Regions from separate parts of the Homo sapiens genome. Here region 1 is linked to region 2. A link is a loop called in an ENCODE intact Hi-C map of the cell type or tissue named here. Cell type or tissue: IMR-90. All regions are shown on one strand. Links, peaks and the distances in the headings refer to the core of each region. The heading gives the core; the rest is flanking DNA. Region 1 has its middle 33 kb from the start of VPS33B-DT. Region 2 overlaps SLCO3A1 (solute carrier organic anion transporter family member 3A1).

Region 1 (5,380 bases), core at 154-5,153, 1.0 Mb after region 2:
TGTCTCCTGCAGGTCAAAATGACTAAGAAACATACGTGTCTTCCACACAGTCACTCTCCCTGACCCATCTGCTGAATGAAAATAACTCTGGGAACTTAGCAGAGGGCAGAGCCACAGGATGAAGGCACCTGGGCTCTGAGTAGCCAATCAGTATGGACCAGGAAACTAAGAGAGAAATATGTTTGTTCGTGTTAATCCTTGAGAAGTGGTGTTAATCTACTATAGCAGCTAACATCACCCAATTAATACAGAAAACATATGCAGCTAAAATAGACTTGAATATATATTTGGAAAAATTTGAATTCTTCCCTTCCATAAAGAAGTATACATATTTGCAGTTCCCAAGTTCACAGATGCAGGATCCAAGGGTCAAGTGTCTTCAAAAGCCAACAGCTTTGAATTTGCTCTTAACCCCTCTTGGACATAGGCTTCTGCGCCATAAAGGCAGTAAAGTCACTGGCCCAGTGCTCAGTACCAGTTGATATTCATTAAATGTCAATTTCCTTCATCTCTTCAGTTTTTAATCTCTAACTAAATAGAGAGATGCTGCTCAGACGCTCTACATTGTGGAGGCATAATCAAATATAAACCACTTGATCAAAAGTAAAAACAGAAGAAGGAAGCCTACATGAAAAGAAAGCACAGAAATCTTTCTTGGCCACAAGTACATAGAAACACCATTTGCTCTTGCCTGATTCTGCTGTTGTCCTTAGTGTATGGTTACTGTTAGACCTTGATACTGGTGTTTTCTTTTGTTTTGTTTTGTGTTGTTTTGTTTTGTTTTGTTCGAGACAGGGTCTTGCCTGTCACTCAGGCTAGAGTGCAGTGGCACAATCTCAGCTCACTGCAGCCTCGACATGCCAGGCTTCAAGCGCTCCTCCTGCCTCAGCCTCCTGAGTAGCTGAGATTACAGGCACACACTACCATGCCCAGCTAGTTTTTTTATTTTTTGTAGAGATGGGGTCCCACTGTGTTGCCCAGGCTGTTCTCAAACTTCTGGGCTCAAGCAATCCTCCCACCTCAGCCTCCCAACGTGCTGGGATTACAGGCGTGAGCCACTATGCCTGTTCCTTGAAATTGTTTTGATCTCTTCAGAAATCATTTTAAGGAAGCAAAGGCCAGCTCACAATATGCTTTTATATTACCTTATCAATTTTGTTTTGTGCTGATTTAAAAGATAATTTTGTCCCAGCTACTATGGAGGCTGAGGTAGGAGAATTGCTTGAACCTAAGAGGAGGAGTTTGCAGTGAGCCGAGATCGTGCCACTGCACTTCATCCAGCCTGGGTGACAGAGTGAGACTGCAGAAAGAAGGAAAAGAAAGGATAGGGAAGGGAACAGAAGGATAGGGAAGGGAAGGGAAAGATAGGGAAGAGAAGGGGAGGGGAGGGGAGGAGAGGAGAGGGGAAGGAAGAGGAGAAGAGAAAGAAAGGAAAGAAAGAAAGAGAAAGAAAGAAAGAAAGAAAGAAAGAAAGAAAGAAAGAAAGAAAGAAAGAAAGAAGGAAAGGAGGGAGGGAGGGAGAGAGAAAGAGAGAAAGAAAGAAAAAGAAAGAGAAAGAAAGAAAAGAAAGAGAGAGAAAGAAAGGAAGGAAGGAAGAAAGAAAGAATCTTTTAAAATTTGATTCTGGGTCATATATCACTAGAAAAAATAATTTTGATGATTTTTCAATTTTTCCAAAAGCAATACTGATAAAGACCCCACATTATCCCCCTACTTTTTTCTTTCAGTTGAAGCCTCTATTTCCAACCAACTTGCTGGCAGAATAGGGTGGTTTTTTAAATCTTTGTCATGTTTTCCTATATGTAAAACTAATTCATACACTTTGTAAAATACATTAAATTCAGACAATAGAGAAGTGCAAAAGAAAAAACAGGGAAATGGGATCATGTTATACATCTAGTTTGCCAATTTGTTTTCTCGATTAAACCATTTATCTTGGGTATCTCTTCATGCCCCTCCTTCCCATGGCAAACACCCTCAATGCATTTAAAGTCCTGAGATTTGGTTAAAAGGTGAAAGTGGACGAGTGATGTTTACGCCAACATTCCTTCAGCGCTGACAGCTAATTCCAGACCAGGTTTCATGAGTGTGGGCAGAAACATGCAGGTCCAAGGAACTCATCTGGGCAGAGATGTGCCCAGGGAGGTGTGAGTTTTCCAAGCTTTATTCAGAGCTGGTTCCCTACAAGGGCGTCTTTGTGGCAGGAACCTGCACGTGAATACTGCCAGAGAGGAGAATGCGAATTACTTGAGTATGACGGTAGCTGTCTGCATGGAGAGAAATCACTTATCATGGAGCTTCTGGATGTGTCAACTCAAAGCTCAGAGCAATTAAACAAGGAAGTGGGACTGAGTCTCAGACACGGGCGGGTACACCAGGGTGAGGATCCCTCCTGCACACACAATAGGCTTGCAGGTCTGTTTCCATCACAAGCCGTACTTAAATAAAAGTGATCTCTCCACAAGGCTGAGATGGGCTGTAGCAGCTGCTGCCGGATCTCTATATTCCACGCAGGTGCCTGCCTGGTTCCCTAAGATCCCTGGGCATTGTACCGGGAGGATGGCACCCAATGGCAAGATTGCCTGTTTCAACAGTGCCATCGTGTGTTAGGACAAGCAACAACAGCCAAAACTCTGGGACACCCTTGTCTTCCGGTTTTCTCTGCTGGAGGAGACAGCATCCAAGAATCAAGGAATATCCCTGAGGGAGGAGAGACGTTGGAGTTATCACAGAAGAAAGGATAGCAGGGGAAAAATACATTCTCACTACAAATGGTATGGGATAATAAAGTGAGCTAAGTTAAATATTAAGATAAATATGTGTCTCAAGGTGATGAATAATAAGAATAAAACGAGCTATCTTTTGTTATGTGCTCTCTATGACTCAGGCATATGAGATGCTTTGCTCATTGACTCTTCACAGCAGAACCTATTAGGCATTTATTTATTTTCCTTATTTGAGGAAACTGAAGATCAGAAACATTAAGGAACTTGCCCAAGTTCCACTTGCAAAGTCATGGTAAAGTGGCCGCTCAAATGTAAAACTGTCTACTCTCAAATCCAGGTTCTTTTCATGATTCCAGAGAATATGGGGGAAATAAAGGAATGAATGTCCGCAGAAGGGAAGGGTCCCTCATTACACTCTCTGGCCCATGTAGGTGTGGAGGGGTCAGGAAAGATCTGAGATTCCTCAAACCCAAGGATAGCATTCCTACCAATTGAGAATTCCAGGTTCCAACATCACCATCTCCAGCCTAAACCTTACAAAATATCTACTCGTTTTCACCTCCAATTTTTTATTATATGTGTTAAAAAAAAATTATGGCAAAGTGTGTCCATCGAGAATATCCTTCTTGTTAAATGTCACACTGATTTCCTGGGCATAATGCCGATCTTGGTTTAATTGATCTTTGTTAATGAAGACAGAGCCTTGTAAAGTACAGTAGTTACATTAAATTGATGTGACCTATCCATCTGCTACTAGCACAAATGTTTGTGACAATAGAAAGAGTTGTCAGAGAGGAAACATCCCAGGGTTTTATTACCGCAGCTAACAACCCAACATAACTCAATGCAAATAAGTCTCATCCTGCCGTTCTGTCTTACTGCTGCTGACATTTTGGTCCCCAGGAGCTTTGATGGGACTGAGGGTATACTAATCTGGGATGATTTGGTTGCAAGGAAGGAAAACACACTAAACTAGTTAATGGGAAATTGTGGGTTTTCTCTGAAAGAATCTTTTGTCAATTTTCCTCCATGGAAACCTTATGGACTCAGAAAGCACCAGGTGTCCAAAAATTCTGTTACAAAGCAAAATGTTAATTAAATCAGACGTCTCTGTGTAAAAGCTAAGATGTAGCTGACAAAAATCAGCTGTTGGAATTTCCTGATGGAAATCAGCTGTTGGAATTTCCTGATGAAATCAGGAAAGTGGTGAGTGGAGGTGGAAGGAAGAGGAGTGAAAATAAACTTATGATACAAAATGGGGAGAGAAGAGATACCATCAATAATTAATGGAATGAGAAAGGTCAAACTGGTAACAACTGAGGAACAAAAATGATGATATAACTGGAGAAGGAAGAGGGGGGCTGGGAAGGTAGATTGTGGTATGTATTGGTTAGCTACTGCTGCATCACAAAGTACCCAAAAATTCAGTGGCTTGATACAACAGTCATTTATGATTGTTCATCCATCTGCAGACATACTATAATTCAACTGATCTACGCTGGGTCTGGCCAGATTGCTTTGCTTCTGTATATGAGTCTATAAGTGACTGGGATGGTGTTGCCCTACATTTTCTATGCTCCTCCCAAGACCAGCAGGCTAGCCAGATGATGACAGAGGTACAACAGAACAGACCCTACTGCACAAGCACTTTTCTTTTTTCTCTCTCTCTTTTGTTTTTGAGACAGGGTCTCACTCTTTCACACAGTTGCCCAGGCTGGAGTGCAGCGGCGCAATCATGGCTCACTGCAACCTCTGCCTTTCGGGTCCAGGTGATTCTCCTGCCTCAGCCTCCCAAGTAGCTGGGATTACAGGCATGTGCCACCATGCCCGGCTAATTTTTATATGTTTAGTAGAGACAGGGTTTCACCATGTTGGCCAGGCTGGCCTTGAACTCCTTGTCTCAAGTGATCCACCTGCCTCGGCCTTCCAAAGTGCTAGGATTACAGGCATGAGCCACCGCACCTGGCCCACAAGCACTTTTCTAACCCCTACTTACATCATACCTGAGAACATCCCATTATCTAAAGCATATCACGTGGCTAAGCCCAAAGTCAAAATCTGGGGATACACAAGTGGGCAGGGCTGCAAAGTCACATGGCAGTGGGCCTGGGGTTAGGGAGGGGTGAAGGCTTGGAACCAGTTGGAGCAGGAAAGGTGGGTGGTGGTACAGGTGAACTAAATTCTCATCAACCACAGCAGAAACCAGTAGATAAAGCCCTACAGGGTTGGTGGTGTAGTAGTACAACTTTACTACTTAGAGAAGCTAATTAACACTCAGAGTCAGAGGACTAAAAATTGAAACAGAGGTGTTTCCTTCTGAAGAGCAGTACTAAGACTAGGAGGGGGAAGTTAAGGTTTATAAACCTTTTATTTGTTTGACTTTTTTTAACTGTATATAATTATTAAAATTTGGTGATTTTTTTGTGTGTGTTTTTTTGTTTTTGTTTTTGTTTAGACAGAGTTTCACTCTGTCGCCCAGGCTGGAGTGCAGTGGCACGGTCTCGGCTCACTGCAACCTCCACCTGCTGGGTTCAAGCGATTCTCCTTACCTCAGCATCCCGATTAGCTGTGATTACAGGCGTGCACCACTATACCCGGCTAATTTTTGTATTTTTAGTAGAGACAGGGTTTCACCATGTTGGCCAGTCTGGTCT
Region 2 (5,380 bases), core at 164-5,163:
CTGCTCTTGGAAGAGATACTATCACTGGCTGGCTATGGTGGTGCATGCTGCATTGTTTGAGAAAAATGTTGACCCTTCCATGTGAACCTTTATTTTTCTCTTTGTCAAAGTGTAGCATGGGGCATGGCTCCTGCGTTGAACAGCCTGTGGGGCTGGGTGAGAGGAGCACAGGCTGCCCGAGGAGCTGCAGGCATCTGCTACCTGCTGGCATAAACTCTTTATGCCCCTGAGAGCAAAGCCAAACAGGCCATCCAGAAACCCAGGGACTGCTATCAGCTCCCCTACTCACTTTGCAATTAGATGCACCCATTCGTGTTTCTGACCCTCAAGGTCTCCTGGGGTGGAAAAGGACAGAGAGGTACTACTGACCTTGAGGGAGGATCGGTGTCAAGGCTCTGCTGTACTGGTGTGTCTGTGAGCATGGTACAAATGCTCCCTCGGCCTCAGTTTCCTCCTCTGTAAAATGGGATGACAACAATCCCTACCTCCTAAGGGGTTATTGAGGGTCAAATACGTAGTGCACAGAATGCTTCTGATCAATTCCTGGAACACAGACATTCTCAAAAACCATCAGCTGTTATTTGTTCTTCTTACTGGTGCCTCTAACAGCAGGATTTTCTTTTTTTATGACGTTTTAAATCACTTAGGTAAACTCTGCTTTTTTTAGAGAATGTGGAAAATACAGGATCATGTAAAGGATTAGCATCGTTCTCATATTTCCCTTTAGGCATTATTATATTTGTACTGTCTTTCTTCATATGCGTTTATCATTCCTGGAACCATGTAAGTTAATTTACAAACAAAACCCCTTTTCTTCATTTTAAAAGCAGCACATGCTCATTAAGGATGACTGAGGATAAACCAAGCGTAGAGAGGCAGAATAACACAGTGGCCAAGAACACAGACCCTAGAGCTGCATGGCCAGGGTCTGCAGTCACTGGCTGTGTGACCTTGACAAAGGTACTTACCTACTCTGGCCCTCCATACTCTCACCTGTGAGTGAGGTTAACAGTACCCACCTCGCAGGATTGTTTTGAGGTTTGGGTGATTAGTGCCTCACAAGGGCTTTCCACAGCGCCTGGCATACAGTAAGTGCTCAATAAATTTTAGCAATCATTATTACAAAGATGACAGCACAAATCACCATCTCTCACCACCCAGAAACACTGACATGCATTTAGATCTTCCCTTCTCGTCTGTTTCTATGCACAAGGCTTATTTCTTATGAGTAATTTTTAATAAATCCCAACACAGTTCTCCTAATGACAGAAAGCTTAGAGACAAATACGATTCTCTGAAGAACATACTTCTGAAGAATACAATTATCTATTGCAATAGAATTTCAGGTGCTGATAGAACGGAACTGCAAGGACCAGGCACTTCTCAGCTGTCCTTGGGAGAGTGGTGAAGGGAGAACCTACTGTACCCAGGAGTCACGCTGCCCTGCACTCAAACCTCTGCTCAGATCCCTTCCTGAACGTGGGAAGGGAGGGCACCTGAGGACAGTGAGATCTCACATGACAGTCAGTCCTGACTTCTTAGCAGTGACAGAGACAGCACCAAGCTAGCTGGGCAGCAGAAGGGCAGAGCTGAGGGTTCTGTACTTGACAAAATGAGAGATCCCTTTGGGGGAAGCCTGAGGTTTTCTTTAGAGGAATCTTGAGATTTGCTTGACTCAACTTCGAGGAAACAAGAAAACGGTCTCTCCTATAATATCTCGCAGGGCTGGTACACACGGGTGACGGCTTCTACCTCTTTACAAGGAAAGTGATCATTTCGTCTGATTATAAAAGTAATGCATTCAGCAGGGGGAAAACACAGTTTTCCTACCATCCAGAGGCAGTCATTTTCTTCAGCTCTTTCTCTGCCCCTTCTGATTTATTCAAGGTCAATCATTCTCACTATGCCTTGATAAGGTGAGTTTATGAGACTCTTTTTGTAGATGAGAATACAGAAGCGCAGAGAGATCAGTCAGCTGCACCAAGGTCACACAGCTTGTACATGGTGGAAGTGGATTTTAACTCAGGACTCCGGGACCTAGTTCCTAGAGAAAGAGCAGGTATCACGGCACAGTGGTGAAGGCGTGAGAATCAGCCAAGGCTGATTCCTACCAGGCTGGAATCCTGGTTACATTTCTCAATTTCTGGAAGATTCACTTCCCAACTCTGAGTCTGGGAAGAAGGGTTATCAGTCTTGTAGAACAGTGAGAATTATATGTAATGCATGCAAATCTTCTGATATCTGGCATGAATAGAAGCTTTCTAGAATTATCTTTGTGTTTCAGGAACAATGAGTCCAAGAATGGGGGCGTGCATGGCTGGTCTCCCTAGGCTGTTTCTTTGGCTGGACTTGGAGTAATTTTAACCCTAGATGGTTCTCGCAAGTGGGAGGAGTGAGGAGGAAACGCGGGTTGGCTGTGACTCTGCCCCACTAGAGGGCAGTGCTGACCTAGGAAAAAGAGCAATTCCAGGCTGCTTGAACATCCTTGGCCTCCACTTCCTAAATGCCTGTGAAACCCTCCGTCAGGGCTTTGCGTTTCTCATCACCCACTTGCCTTCGTCTCCTCAATTTATATAAATGTATTGCCACATCTTAAATCTGCAGGCTCAAAGTTCTCCCCTCAGAGGGAGCATTCTGCATCATATGTGCATGAATAAAACATGATCCATAAACAGCAGGAAACCTGCAATACACATTTATCTGGTGCCTGCTGCCAACAGCCTGCCAGCATTACATAACTGACCTTGCTTATGTCTGAGGAGGAGGTGAACAGGGAAGGAGACGGTGAGGAGGTGACCATTTATTGAGCACAAATTAGGTGTTAGACACTGTGTAATAGAATTATCTCCATCACAAAGTTTACAAACAAAACCAAACACTAATGTTACCAAATCCACACAGTACATGACAGAGCCAGAGCATATGTGCCCCTCCCCACATTACTGCACCTGTTGACCTCTTAGATCAGATACATCAATGGGGCTCAAACTGGGCTGCACATTGGATTCACCTCAGAAACTTGTAAAAAGAAAACACCAATCCCTAGGTCTCACTCCTGGAGATTGTGATGAAGCTGGTCTGGAAGACACACTAGGCAATGGGCTTTTCCCAAAGTCCCCAGGTGATTCTACCTGCAGACAGGTTGAGAATCCTGGACTAGAACCAGCCTCTGCCCTTGCTGCCCTTGACCAGACTTTCTCATTAAAAAGCACCATCAGTGGGCTGGGTGCAGTGGCTCACACCTGTAATCCCAGGACTTTGGGAGGCCGAGGTGGGCAGATCGCCTGAGGTCAGGAGTTCGGGACCAGCCTGGCCAACATGGTGAAAACCTTATCTCTACTAAAAATATAAAAGCCAGGCATGGTGGTGGGCACCTGTAATCCCAGCTACTAGGCAGGCTGAAGCAGGGAGAATTGCCTGAATCTGTGAGGTGGAGGTTGCAGTGAGCCAAGATCGCACCAGTGAGCCGAGATCACAACACTGCGCTCCAGCCTGGGCAATAGAGCGAGACTCTGTCTCAAAAAAAGGAGAAAAAGAAAAAAAAAAGCACCACTAGTGGTACCAGCACTGACCAAAGAAATAGCTGGTACCCAAAATGCATTTGGGAGGTAAAGAGTAGAATGATGGTTACCAGAGGCTGGGAAGGGGGCAGGGGAGGTGGGGATGGTTAATGGGTGCAAAAATATAGACAGGATGAATAAACTCTAGTATCTGATATTGCAACAGGGTGACTACAGTCAACAGTAATTTATTTTACATTTAAAAATAACTGAAAGAGTATCACTGGAATGTCGGTAACACAAAGAAATGATAAATGCTTGAGGTGATGATGGATACCCCATTTACCTTGATGTGATTATTGCACATTGTAGGCCTGTGTCAAAAAATCTCACGTACCCCATACACACACACACACACACACACACACACACACACACACACACACACAGCTACTATGTATCCATAAAAATGAAAAATACCTACCTTCCCCCGCCCAAAAAAAATGCATCTGGGCACATGGGCTAAAGGAAGAATATGGACACAATTTGATATTCACCCTGGAAGGTGGAGGGGCAGCCATTCACCAAATGTGGCCAGACCAAAGTCACTGAGCATGGTGACAGAACCCAAATCTCTCGTAAAGCCAGCCAAAGCAGCACTGTATGCCGCCACGAGTGTGAGCACTCAGCACAGAACTCTGCCTGGTGTACCCCGTGTGGCCTCTGGGGCACCGAGTATGGCCCCTACTGCTGTCTGGTATGGGCATGGGCCTTGCTTATGCTGGTCTTCAACCCAGTTTCTCCTTCTCCTCCAGGGCCCTAGCGGTGCATCAAAAACTGATCCTCCATTCAAAGCCTGCCTTAAATACCACCTCCTCCAAGGGGCCTTCCTAGATTTTCTCTCATCCTTCACCTTCTCTCTTCTGTCATAGTACGTGACCTGAGACTTTTTCTATAGTTCTGCTTCTAGTTGGACTGGAGGAAAAAAAAAAAAAAACTCCATGTATTGGGCTTGCCATAATAATTGTAGGCTCGGGAAAAGCAGAGACCCTGTTTAAAAAAACACAAAAATCACCTTTTCCATAGGGGCAGTACAGCCCTGGAGGAGGGACTCCGTGTGTGTTGAACTGTAAACTGATTACTACCCAGGCCTGGGAGGGGTAGGAAGCCCTGGCCTCATGGAGAATAATTTGTATAACGATATCCCACAAAGCTAGACGACTTCAGGATGCTCGGGGAGGATCTGCAGTTGGTCAAAGCCGCAGCTGTTGCCACTCTGGGCTTCTCAACCTAGCTGAAAGAGGCATCTTTTCTTTCTCTCCAGGCCCAGCCAGGCCTTACCAGGGTGAAGGCACATGCCTCTCTGGCTGGCTAGCCGCAGGCCGGAAATCCATCCAGAGAAACAACAGCTTGTGCCTTCCTGAAGGGCCCGCATTCTGTGTGTGAGCCCAGTGGGGTCCTCCCAGAAGCTCTCTAGGGACATCCTCTCAGATGCAGGTTTTGCAGGCTCCCTGCTGTCCACACCCAAGCCCCCAGCAAGGGGCAGTGCAGAGACCGCAGGACCTTGTGTCTAGTTCAGGCTTCAAAGCTCTGCAGGACAACTTAGCAACAGCAGGAGGCTGTGCTCGAGGCACTCACCCCTCAAAGCCTCAGCAGCTCCATCTGGAAAACAGGGCAGTCACCTGCCCTGCTCTCCCCCTATTACGGGCTGGACTGTGTCCCCTCAAATCCATGTTGAAGCCCTGGCCGCGGGAACCTCAGCACGTGATTGTGTTCAGAGATAGGGCTTTTAAAGAGATTATTACATTACAATGAGGCCCTTAGATGGGCCCTAATCTGATGGGTGTCCTTAGGGATTTGGACCCAGAGACACCAAGGAA

What was found. Hi-C counts contacts between places; a loop is a spot of excess contacts. Peaks named below come from ENCODE experiments on the same cell type or tissue, not always from the same donor. Only the 100,000 strongest peaks of a DNase experiment are listed, where the experiment ranks them.
Region 1: it touches region 2 in a loop (4-fold over the local background); 9 of 110 quality-filtered maps call a loop at or near these places.

Annotation. Positions count from the first base shown.
Region 1 is chr15:91,053,256-91,058,635 of GRCh38, reverse strand. No RefSeq gene overlaps it. Among named protein-coding and RNA genes, the nearest start is that of VPS33B-DT, 33 kb to the right of the region's middle. In IMR-90, for the core only: a CTCF peak has its summit at 2,595; no DNase peak of the experiment used is centred there; H3K27me3 peaks cover 501 bases.
Region 2 is chr15:92,079,508-92,084,887 of GRCh38, reverse strand. The region is part of intron 2 of SLCO3A1 (solute carrier organic anion transporter family member 3A1); the gene reads right to left. Among named protein-coding and RNA genes, the nearest start is that of SLCO3A1, 230 kb to the right of the region's middle. RefSeq lists an enhancer at 2,492-2,541. In IMR-90, for the core only: a CTCF peak has its summit at 2,433 (motif pointing right); a DNase peak (open chromatin) is centred at 2,457.